3 separate regions of the Homo sapiens genome follow, and all the other regions are linked to region 2. Evidence: read pairs that join two places in POLR2A ChIA-PET (ENCODE). Cell type or tissue: GM12878. All regions are shown on one strand.

Evidence for each region. Peaks named below come from ENCODE experiments on the same cell type or tissue, not always from the same donor. Only the 100,000 strongest peaks of a DNase experiment are listed, where the experiment ranks them.
Region 1: POLR2A ChIA-PET joins it to region 2 with 6 read pairs; 2 of 35 experiments call an interaction of 5 or more read pairs at or near these places.
Region 3: POLR2A ChIA-PET joins it to region 2 with 9 read pairs; 8 of 35 experiments call an interaction of 5 or more read pairs at or near these places.

What each region holds. Positions count from the first base shown.
Region 1 is chr16:24,457,086-24,461,085 of GRCh38, reverse strand. No RefSeq gene overlaps it. Among named protein-coding and RNA genes, the nearest start is that of RBBP6, 80 kb to the left of the region's middle. In GM12878, no CTCF peak of the experiment used is centred here; no DNase peak of the experiment used is centred here.
Region 2 is chr16:24,540,637-24,544,636 of GRCh38, reverse strand. It overlaps RBBP6 (RB binding protein 6, ubiquitin ligase), which reads right to left. Exons shown (of 18, transcript NM_006910.5): 1 at 3,845-4,000. Among named protein-coding and RNA genes, the nearest start is that of RBBP6, 3.1 kb to the right of the region's middle. RefSeq lists an enhancer at 3,421-4,000. In GM12878, no CTCF peak of the experiment used is centred here; no DNase peak of the experiment used is centred here; H3K4me3 peaks cover 3,776 bases; H3K27ac peaks cover 1,921 bases.
Region 3 is chr16:24,799,061-24,803,060 of GRCh38, reverse strand. All of the region lies in intron 11 of TNRC6A (trinucleotide repeat containing adaptor 6A), which reads right to left. Among named protein-coding and RNA genes, the nearest start is that of SLC5A11, 45 kb to the left of the region's middle. In GM12878, no CTCF peak of the experiment used is centred here; no DNase peak of the experiment used is centred here.

The sequences.
Region 1 (4,000 bases), 84 kb after region 2:
GATTTCTGATAATAGCAGAGGGAGAAAAAGGTATTTTTATTGGCTTGGCAAGGAAATGTTTCTTATTGTACTGGAACTTAAGCATGGCGTCCAGTATGTAGCAGGCTGTCTGGTTGTTTTGGGGCATGGTAGTTACTCGTTTGACATGGGTGGTACCAGGATGGAATCTTCAAACAAGAAGACCGGTAGGCCTCACTTGCCTCCCCCAAAGCATCAATGTCATCTTCCCAGAAGCCCAAATCTGGTGTGATGCCCAGGGCCACTGTTTGCACCAGACCTAGGAAAGTATGTTCATGGGTTCCATGGATCTTTGATAACATCTGATTTCATGGAATGCCATTGTATCAGGCTTGTAGCAAGGCAGTTTCATTGCCCTGTTAAACCAAGGTGTGGTCTTGCAAGCCATGTCTGTAAGGAGTTATTGCCTGGGGTTTTTTTCCACTTGTTGATTGGCAGGCAACTTCTTTCTTATCACACAAGGTGGAGGGAAAGTCTCGTGATCTTATTGTCCAGCTCTTATGCCTACAACTGGGTTGTGATAGTTAATATTGAGGGTCAACTTGATTGGATTGATGGATGCAAAGTATTGTTCCTGGGTGTGTCTGTGAGGGTGTTCCCAAAGGGGATTCACATTTGAGTCAGTGGACTGGGAAAGGCAGACCCACCTTCAAGCTGGGTGGGTGCCATCTAATCAGCTGCCAGCTTGGCCAGAATAAAAGCAGGCAGAAGAACGTGAGAAGACTAGACTGGCTTAGCCTCTCAGCCTACATCTTTCTCCCATGCTGGAACATCAAGTTCACCAGGTTCTTCAGCTCTGGGACTCGGACTGGCTTCCTGGCTCCTCAGCTTGTAGACGGCCCATTGTGGGACTTCACATTGTGATCATGTGAATCAATACTCCTTAAAAGACTCCCCTTCATATGTACATCTATCCTATTAGTTCTATCCCACTAGAGAACACTGACTAATACCTGGGTGAATACAGGGTGGCCTGGCTTTAGAAAGAGGTGATGGTGGTGGCTAAATCCAATTTATAGATCCCCATAGGATGTTGCCATCACAGAGATAAAATGCAGATATGTAGTTATAATTTTGTGGCCCTGATGCTGGTCAAGGTACCTGCTCTATTGAACCTAGAAAGTTCCACTGTTTCACTCTCTGTGTCCCATCTCCCATGTACAGACAAATGACATTTCATATGGGATTGCCATAGGCTACACAGGCTGTAGGACTTTTGTATATACTCTACAAACACTTATTATGTACCGTGTTTGGGGGATGTTCATAAGGTCAAGTGGGGGAAACAGACAAAACTCAAGATTATAAGACAGTTCAATAAGAGAGGAAAAAAGAGAGGGTTGCACCCACTTTTGTGGGATGTGATACAGCTTGCTCACTTGGGAAGGTCAGGGAACAATTTCAGGCAGAGGGAAGGCTTGACCTGAGTCTCAGAGAATTAAGTAGGAGTGATGCAGGCAGCTGAGATCCTTGTGGATGGAGTGGAGGGTTTGTCACTGTGTGATGATGATTCTCAGTGGGGGGTTGACCCCTCCCTCCTCTTCCCTTCCCTTCCCCTCCTCTACAGGCAGTAGGTAATGTTTGGAGATATTTTTGGTTGTTACAACTTGGGGTGGGTGTGCTGCTGGAATCTAGTGAGTAGAGTCCAGGGGTACTGCTCATCATCCTACAGTGCACACGACAGCTCCCCACAATTATCTGGGCCAATATGTCCATAGTACCAAGGTTGAGAAACTTTGCACTAGGAGAAAGAAAATGGATCTTTAAAAAAATTGAAGTATCAAGGAGCATCAGGTCCCTATACGTCTGTTCCAGCAATAGTTCCGACAACTGATGCAGAAGTGCCTTGTGCAGTTAAAGAAGAAAGAAGACAAATTTAAGAAAGGATTTGTAAGCTGGGAGCAGTGGCACACACTTGCAATCCCAGCTACTTGGGAGGCTGAGATAGGAGGATTCGTTCAGGCCAGAAGTTCAAGACTAGCCTGGGCAATGTAGTGAGGACTCATCTCAAAAAAAAAAAAAAAAAAAAAGGAGAAGGCCTTTGTATAGTGTACCAAGATAAGAATGCCTGAAGGAATTAGGGAGCCCCAAAAGGTTTACTGTATTATAAAAAATCATTAAAGTGATATGTGCTCTGGCCAGGTGCAGTGGCTCATGCCTATAATCCCAGCACTGTAGGAGGCTGAGGCATGAGGATTGCTTGAGGCCAGGAGTTTGAGACCAGCTTGGGCAACATAGTGAGACCCTGTCTCTACAAAAAAATTTAAAACAAAATAGCAGGCCATGGTGGCATGCACCTGTAGTCCTAGGTGGGAGAATAATTTGAGCCCAGGAGTTTGAGGCTGCAGTGAGCTATGATTATGTCACTGCATTCTAGTAGCCTGGGCAACAGAGTGAGACTTTGAATCTAAAAAAAAAAAAAAAAAAATCTCATTATTGAGATTTTACATGCCATTTCTTTTCTTTTTTATTTACTAAAATTTCCCTAAATATCATTTAATGCATATGTTTTTGTCACAAATGCTATTTTTATAATAAAATGTTATAAATTTTAATTTATCCAAGAAAAGCTAATCATAAAAAATGAAAACATGAAAGAGATGTGAGAAAATGTGTGTAGTGATTATTTTATCAGATCTTGGGGAGGATGAGAGCCTTTTTCAGCATAACAGGAAAAAAAAACTCCATGAAGGAGAATACCCTTGGGTTTTACTCCATAAAATTCAAAACCATGTTTAGTAAAATTGTAAGGGAACAAGGAGAACCCCGTTAAACATAAAATAATAGAAGAAATTTTAGAGGAAATGATTGATTTTGCTACATTATTCTTTAAATGTCTGTGAATCAAATGTGTTAAGCAAAATGAAAATACAAAAAGCATTGTGAAAAAAAGCCTTTAAGGCCATGTGTGGTGGCTCACGCCTGTAATCCCAGCACTTTGGGAAGCTGAGGTGGGAGGATAGCTTTAGCCCGCAAGATCAGCTTGGGCAACAAAGTGAGACCCCACCTCTACAAAAAATAAAAAAATTTGCTGGGTGTGATGGTGCATGTCTGTGATGCCAGCTACACGGGAGGCTGAGGTGGGAGAACTGCTTGAGCCTAGGAGGTAAAGGTTTCCGTGGGCTGTGTTTGCATTACTGCACTCCAGCCTGGGTGACAGAGTGACATCCTGTCTCAAAAAACAAACAAACAAAATCTTTAATATCAAAAGTAATCTGGCAATTCAATAAGAAAATCTCCAGAAATATCTAAATATGAAAAATTAGTAAAGACATAAATTCTTGGTGTGCTCACTAATAGATAGTAATTATAATAAAATTGTTTAATCTTGCTTGTATTGAAATAAACACATATTCAAATAACAAGAAACATTTTATTCCTTTAATCTTTGAATAGGCAAAGATTAAAGAAAAATGAATCAAAAGAAAAGAATAAAGGAAAACTAATCACGTAGTACTCAGTTTTGAAGAAGTTGAAGTAAGATCCACCCTTTCCTGATTGGAGGTGTAAACTTGGAAAACCTTCTGGAAAGCAATTTGGCAATATATACCAAGAGTCTGGAAAAAGCCTATACCCTTTGGTCCAGCAATTCCACTTCTAGGAATCTATCCTGAGGAAACAAACAAGGACATAATAAGAGATTATATATAACTGTTCATCAGTCATGCTGTCATAAGAGCAAGGAATAAGAAATATTCCCAATAAGAAGTAAAAAAAAAAAAAAAAAAAGACCAGGCATGGTGCCTCACACCTGTAATCCCAGCATTTTGGGAGGCTGAAGCAGGAGTGGATTGCTTGACCTCAGGAGGCCAAGGCTGCAGCAGTAAGCTGTGATAACACCACTTTACTCCAGCCTGGGTAAGAGAGTAAGACCATGTCTTAAAAAAAAAAAAAAAGAAGTGAAAAAAATACATTATGGTACACCTATCCAATGTAATAAAATGAATTTTTGAATAAATGTTTAATAACAAGGTAGAAATAA
Region 2 (4,000 bases):
ATCCATCTCCTTTAATCACACAACCAGGCCTTTTTATTGTCATTAAGTTTACTTGCTTCACTTAAAGTTACTCTGCACAAAGTGACTATCTCTGTTCTTCCGATTATTACGCTTACCACATATGTAGGCATATTCGGCTTTTAATGTATATTAATTATTTTTAGTCATAATGCTAATAGTATTGTTAGAAATGAAATTGTTCAGGCAAGGGTTATTTTCTATATACTTCAAGTAGAAGGCACTATCTCACAGGCATTCAATTAGAGGTAGGCAATTTCCTAGATTTAGGCATGCCAATGTAGGACTATAATCTTTATCTTGGACAGTTCATGATAGCCCCAAATTCCGAGGAAGCTTTGAGTCAGAAAAACTGAGAGCATGGGGTGACTAGATTTTTTTAAAAGTTAATTCTAGAAATAAAACTTTGTGTCAAACACCTGACAGGAAGTTTCTGAATATGTAACAACTCAATGCACTCACAAGAGCTTTCCAAGACAGCTTATTAATTTGATTAGCACCGTACTGTGTCAAACTAAAAGGTGCCTCAATGCCCTTCAAAACAGATGTTCTAACTGACTTTTTAAATACCTGAATTACAATGATTTCTTACCCCTCAAAGTATCTTTCTAGGGGTAATAAAGACACTTTGGGGGTATTTCATTTAAAATACCTCCTTAACAAGTAGTCTGTTGGCTTCAAAAGACCCTTTCTGCTTGCCAGTTTTTTTGACCCCAGACATGAAAGGCATGGATGAAATGAAAAACAGAATGAATCCGAGAAATGGAGAGTAAGAAAGGTGACAAGGGTCATTTATAAACACTTCATATTCAGCTTCCAAACCTCTCACACTTTAATTTCAGAACGAAGGATGTTTTGTTTTTTAGGGGTCGGTGTGCAGAAAAGTTTCTCATATATAACAAAGATTACTTGATATTCATTTTGAAATACAGTCTAGAAACAAGCAGGATTCTTGTCTAAAATCCATGGAATTCTGACCCAAGCGTTTCAGTCTTATCAAGATTTAAGGGTCCTATGCCAGGCACAGTGGCTCAAGCCTATAATCCCAGCACTTTGGGATGGCCTTGGGAGGCCAAGGCAGGAGAACACTTGGGCTCAGGAGACCAGCCTGGGCAACATGGCAAAATCCCCATCTCTACCAAAATAAAATAAAAAAAAATTACAATAAATTAGCCAGGCATGGTGGTGTGTGGCTGTAGTCCAGCTACTTGGGAGGCTGAGGTGGGAGGATCACCTGGGCCTGGTAGGTTGAAGCTGCAATGAGCCAAAATTGTGCCATTATACTCTAGCCTGTGAGGATGTGTCTCCAAAAAAAAAAAAAAAAAAGATTTAAGGGACCTAAACATGCACATAATTCCAAAACTGTAAGGAAATGTTTTACAGAAACATGGTAGATTAGGGATTTTAAAATTATAAGAATGAAATTAAGAAACTGGACCTTAACTGTGATAAAAAGATTACCATAGTTTTCTTTAGTAAATATGTTGAATATCGGTGCTAAAACCAAATGGCATTCTACTCAACTGCCTTGTGACATTGGATACTATTTCCCATAAAACTAGTTAAGTAGCTACCATCAATATCTCTTTCTCTCTTAATTTGAGGACTGCATAAAATACACATTTTCTCCCTCAAAGCTCCCTTTTCTTAACAAACCGAACATCAAAGCTTTCTCCAATAAAGGGCAGTTCACATAAATATAAAAAAGAAAATGTGCTGGGCAAAAACACATTCCTGGCTTTCTGGGTTTGAATTACGTATCATTTATTTCCTGGGCTAGGAAAAAAAAATTGGTTACACAAAGTCACAAAACTCTTAAATTTCCGGACAGGATTCTTTTAACTATAACTTACCCAGTCTAAAGTTGCATTCACATGCCTGTAATCCCAGCCCTTTGGGAGACCCAGGTGGGTGGATCACTTGAGGCCAAGAGTTCGAGACCAGCCTGGCCAGCAAGACAAAACCCCATCTCTACTAAAAATACAAAAAAAAATTAGCTGGGTGTAGTGGCGCATGCCTGTAGTCCCAGCTACTTGGGAGGCTGAGGCATGAGAATCGCTCAAACCAGGGAGGCGGAGGTTGCAGTGAGCTAAGATGGTGCCACTGCACTCCAGCCTGGGTGACAGAGTGAGACTCTGTTTCAGGGGAAAAAAAAAAAAAAAGCTGCATTCAATTGTTGGGTCGAAAAGATGGATAACGCCTAGCCCTAATGATTCGATTGTGTAATACTCCAGTAAAATATGAAACCTGAATATATGACGATTAAAATTGCCTTAATATCCTTTAATTCCATTCATATTGTCTCTCCTCTCATTCATAAATACTCAATATGTCAAGATGGCCCAAACTTCTTATAAACCCATCTGTTCTGTGAAATGTGACTGTTGTAGTTAAGGGATGCTTGTGAGGCACTTAAATAAAGCTATTTCTCAACTGTTCATGACCACCACCAGTTTTTCCTCTCCTTAGGCAGAGGATTACACATAGCTCCAATTATCAAAGGGTATGACACTTGTTTTTAAAAGGTGGGGAAGCAGACAGTATTTTCACATAATATCATTTGAGCAAATAAATTCTTCCTTAATATTTTTGAGTCATGATATGCCAGCACTGCTGTTCCTTAACCTAATACAATTATACTTAGGTCTGCATTGTAAATGGAAAACTGGTCTTCTACATGACAAGATTTACTCTACCTAAACTACAGGCTGGAGGTGGGGGACCTCCCATTTCAACTAAAAGAATCCATGTCACACCTTAAGTGTGATAAAAATTTAGTGACTAAAAAAATACCCTAACCTAATTGTAACTTCACTTCTTCTCATTCCATCAGTAACTTTTAGAACACCGAACTGCTAAAAAATACACATCAGCATTACTGATCTGAGAAAAAGAAACCAAAACAAGTTCAGAGTCAGGAAAGACTGCTTGTCACATTTATCTACTGTTAAGTTCCCAATATTATCAAAATACTTTTGAAAAGGAGAAAGAATCTAACGATTCTTATCAGTGGCTTATTTGTACTCTATGGTAGCAGCCTATTTTTCAGTACCTTAGTATCAACAGTCACGTAAAATCTAGCAACTACTACTTTAAAAAAAATCAGTACTTTTGATCTTCACCGAATTGATAAAGCTTAAGAGTAATGTGATGAACTAACAGTTTAACTACTTAATTGCCGTATTACTAATTCTGGAATTGACACACAAGACAAGAGCGGTGACATCAGAACATTTCAAGATCCAAAAACAATTCCAATACTGATTAAATCCTCAAAAATATTAAAGTTCAGATCCCTTATCCACAACACAGGCAAGCAACTCCAAATAAATAAATGCGAGGAGGGAGGAAGGCAGGACATAAAATTTGCCATCAAACTCCACAATGTTGTTAGGTTAGAAAATTGTTTTTTTGGTTTTTTTTTTGTTTTTTTTTTTGCTGATTGAACAAACAAGCTTTGCACAGGCTCTCCTGCCCTCCTGATGGAAAATAAGTTAGAAAACGCCCTAAGACAAGCACTCAAAGAGTCTAGATAGCTATCCCCCTCTCCTCCCTCCCTCATTTTAAAAAACAGCGAGAAGAATAATCAGGCTTCCACGTTTTGGGTTAGCCTGTTACAGATGACCCAAGTATGCAGAAATAAAATAAACCAGTGAAACTCCAAGGCCAACTGCTGCAAACCTTGGCTATCAATGAAAGTTGTATCCAAAGTACTAGAACGAACAGTCCCCACTAGAGACATAATGGCGGTTAGCTTCCTGCCAGGCACCTTCTAGCTAGTATCTCTCTCCAGCCACCAAATATCTTAAGACCAAGCGGCCCTTACCTTCTTTCGTCTGCGCATTGGTGATCTGCAGGTCGCAGTCGGCAGCTTTCAGCTTCTCTCTCCCCATAATCTGCTTCTTTAAGTCGCAGAGGGAGATGTGGAGCCCATCAAAGGTGACGGTATCATAGTTGAGTTTAGAGGAAAATTTATAATGCA
Region 3 (4,000 bases), 260 kb before region 2:
ACACCAGACAGGGTAACATCTTCCCCTCTCTTAGGCTTTGCTCTGTCTGCTCCTCTCCTCATTCTGACTGCTCTGCAATAAAAAATGATCTTCTCTCCTGGAAACTTTTTTCCTGCAAAATCTTTGCTGGATATAGCCAGCTCCGGCCCAAAAGCTACTGCTCTATTTCAACAAATCTTTTAAAAGTGGACAATGCTCTCTACCACCCCTCCTCACCATCTGTCCATTCTGGTTTCTCTTCCTCTACCCATGCTGAGCTCACCTCGGGTGCTTCTTCAATGCTGGGATACTCTGCGGCTGACAAAGTAGACTCAGGGTCTCAGTCTTTTGACTCTCTCTGTAAACTTGCTTTCCTTAGACTTCATTCACTATCAGGGTATCAGCAGTCACTCCCATTCAAGTGATGCCCAAATATAAACATGTTGCTTAGACTTCACAACTGAGCTCAGTCCCACATTTTTACCTGCCTGCTAAAGCACATCCATTTCGATGTCCCATTGTCACTTTTTTTTGAGACAGTGTCTGGCTCTGCTGCCCAGGCTGGAGCGTAGTGGCACAATCTTGGCTCACTGCAGCCTGTGCCTCCCCGGCCCAAGCAATCCTCTCACCTCAGCTTCCTGAGTAGCTGGGCCCAGAGGTATGTACCACCACCCCCAGCTAATTTTTGCATTTTTTTGTAGAGACAAGGCTTCACCATGTTGCCCAAGCGGTCTCCAACTCCTGACCTCAAGTCATCTGTCCACCTCGGCCTCCTGAAGTGCTGGGATCACAGTCATGAGCCACTGTGCCCGGCCTCATTGTCACTGTTAACACAGGTTTTCATCTCCCTATTCCTCATTCTTGACGTTTTCTCAATCCTCAAATCTCATCCATCATTTCTTTGCAACTGCTGTTCTTTGAGATGTCTGCCACCACCATAATACTTACCTTTACTACTCTCATTCCAGGTAAGTGGAAAAGGAAAACAATTCTTAAAGTAGCTAAGAAGTACTGTTCCAGTCATGAATCTGGTATTTAAAAAATCCACCTTTCACAGTTGTTTAAGAGCCCTCTCTTGAATGTCAATAATCCTTACCACAGCTCCCTCCTCTGTTCTCTCTCCCTGTTAAGATGTCATAATTCACTGATAACAACTAAGCTAGCCATTGTGAACTCTTTCCCCCACTCTCTTCATCTAATCCTGTAACCAATTCCAACCAGTTCTCCTAACTCTCTCTCCAAGCTGTTCCTTCTTGATAATTCACATTATTTTTGCCTATGCAAATACCTTTTGAAAGAGTAGTAGCAGCTGAGCACGGTGGCTAACACTTGTAATCTCAGCGCTTTGGGAGGCCGAGGCAGGCAGGAGTTTGCGACCAGTTTGGCCAACACGGTGAAACCCTGTCTCTACTAAAAATACAAAAAATTAGCTGGGCGTGGAGGCAGGAGAATCGCTTGAACCTGGGAGGCAGAGGTTGCAGTGAGCCGAGATTGCGCCACTGCACTCCAGCCTCAGTGAGACTCCAACTCAAAAAAAAAAAAAAAAAAGAGAGTAGCATGTTACATTTTTTCCACAAACCATTCTCCAACACTTCTGCATCCCTTTAAAAAGAAACTCAAATGTGGCAATCTCCCCTCAGTCCACCAGTCCTCCAGTAAGGTCCATTAGTTACCAATGACTACCCCTGAGCCCCACTGTCAAATCCATTCCCTGACAATCAGTTTTTTCTTTTCAAAACTCTGTACTCACTTGGCGTCTGAAAAATTATTCTACTCTAACTTGTCCCACTTCTGCTTAGGATCACTCCCCTAAATGCCATTATTCCCCAGGACTGTCTTCGGTCCATTATCCTCCAACTCTCTCTAGTCAAACTATTCCTATAGCTTACACTATCATCCACATCTAATTAATTACACTTCATATCACCAGCCCCATCTATTCTGAGCTTCACATCCAGATTTTCGACTGTTTACTGGACCAGGTGGTTTTCAGAGCACCTTCAAACGCAGTATCTATCAAGCCTGCTATTCCTGTATTTCTTAACTCAAATAATGACCATTTATTGATTTATTGTCTCTCAGCTCCAAATTCACCCTTTTTGACTGCTCTATGAAAATATATCTGGACTCTTTACATTTTTTCCTTAGCCAGCTGGTACTGAGGCTTTGTCAGAAGAGGGAGCTCGAGAGACAGGGCAAGAGGAAGGGTGTTGCTTCCTGGGCCAGCATGTGGACTTGGTAGGCATGGGCAGCCCTTGCAGCTTCTCCATTGCCTGGTGGGTCAGCAGCACTCTGTGGGAGCTTCTCCCAGCATTCCCCTCCCTCTTACATCACAGTTGTGCTGCAGTGTCTCCGGTGAGATACCTCTCCATGAATGCCTTTTCCCAGGACTCTAGAGGGCAGATTTCCCACAGGTTCCACCAGCACGACATCATAGCAACTTCCGTGCCATTCAGTGAGCCATGAAGGAGGCAGAAACTTGTCCTAACAGGAAAAGGTTCACATTCTGGACACAGATTTTTGTTGCCTGTAAAGCTTCTGTTATCCACAGCCTCACAGGATGCCTTCTCCACTATCGGCACTCTTCACAGCCATCATGTCTTACTGAGGAGCTCATGTCACAGCAGAGGAAATACAGGACTGTGTTCATGCCCATGGAATTAACTGGTCTTACCATATATGCCATTGCCTGAAAGTAGCTAACCAAATTAATAGGCTTACTAAAGAATCAGTTACAAAGCAAGTTGGGAGACAACATCCTAAAAAGGTGGGCATCTGTCGTAGGAGGATGCGGTATGTGTCTCTCCAATTACTAGAATTTGTAAGTTGTGAGAATCAAAAGGTGAAAGTGCGAGCGGCTTCTCTCACAATTATACCTAATGAGCCACTTACAGAACACTCACTTTCTGTTCTGACAACTGCTGATTTAGAGAATTTAGTCCTTGAGAGAGAAAACGCTTCCAACAAAAACCGCAACAATGGCTCCACTGCCCTGGAAGATGAAGACTGCTACAGGGACATTTTGCACTCCTTGAGGTATGAACTAGCAGGCAAACAAACAAACAAACAAACAAAACTAGTCTACTGGCTGGGGTAACTGATGTGATTACGAAATGAAGGCAGTGAAGACTGTCGGGAACCCAGGGGATTCTCTGGGATGCTTCTTAGTATTTCCATACCCAGTAGTGAAGGCCAATGAAAAACAATGGCAACCATAAAAGGCAAGGACAACTGGGGGCTCAGATCCTTTGTGAATGAAGGTTTGGGTTACTTAACTCCACCAGCTAAAGAACCAAGAGCAGCTGAGGTTCAACCTGAAAGTGAGTTAAGTACAGAATAGGCAGTGAAGGGAGGAAGGCACAGATACCAATGATGGCTTACGAGCAATTACAGAAATAACAATGGTAGTAGATTTGCATATTTTCTATTGTTTCTCATATGGATGTGTTAATTTGTATAGGCCAAGCATTTTTTTTCCTGTTTTTACCTTATTCACAAGTTATTACATGTTAGGTTTTATAATTCAGTCTTTAGGTAACAAACTGTGACTGAATTTCTGGGGTGATTATATAGCCAGTGATGAATACAATGACCCTTGGGGCTGTTCATCTCCTCAGTTTAGAGAGAGGATGAACACTTCTTCACTTGCAAGAAAGAAAGCTGTATCTTGTTAAGCAGAAATACAGAGTTGCGTTGCCATTGTACCGGACAAATGCGTGCAGAAGAGTACATATGGAAGGTGAGTAGTCAAAGGGTTGGGATGATCTGTGCGGATGACTGACTTATTTCCTCTAGCTCCAATTTTACCCTTTTGGATTGCTCTGTGAAAAAAAATGGACTTAGGCCCTTTATAGGTTTTTTTCCTTCGCCAGCTAGCACTGACATTTTGTAAATAGAAGGTGCAAGAGGAGAGGTTTGGTTTCTTAGTTCTGGTCTGCTGTCTCCTGCAGCACAGCAGCTTTGCCAGCAACAAGGCACCTACAATGCTCACCTCGCCAGTGGTTGGCAGCATCTACCAGCA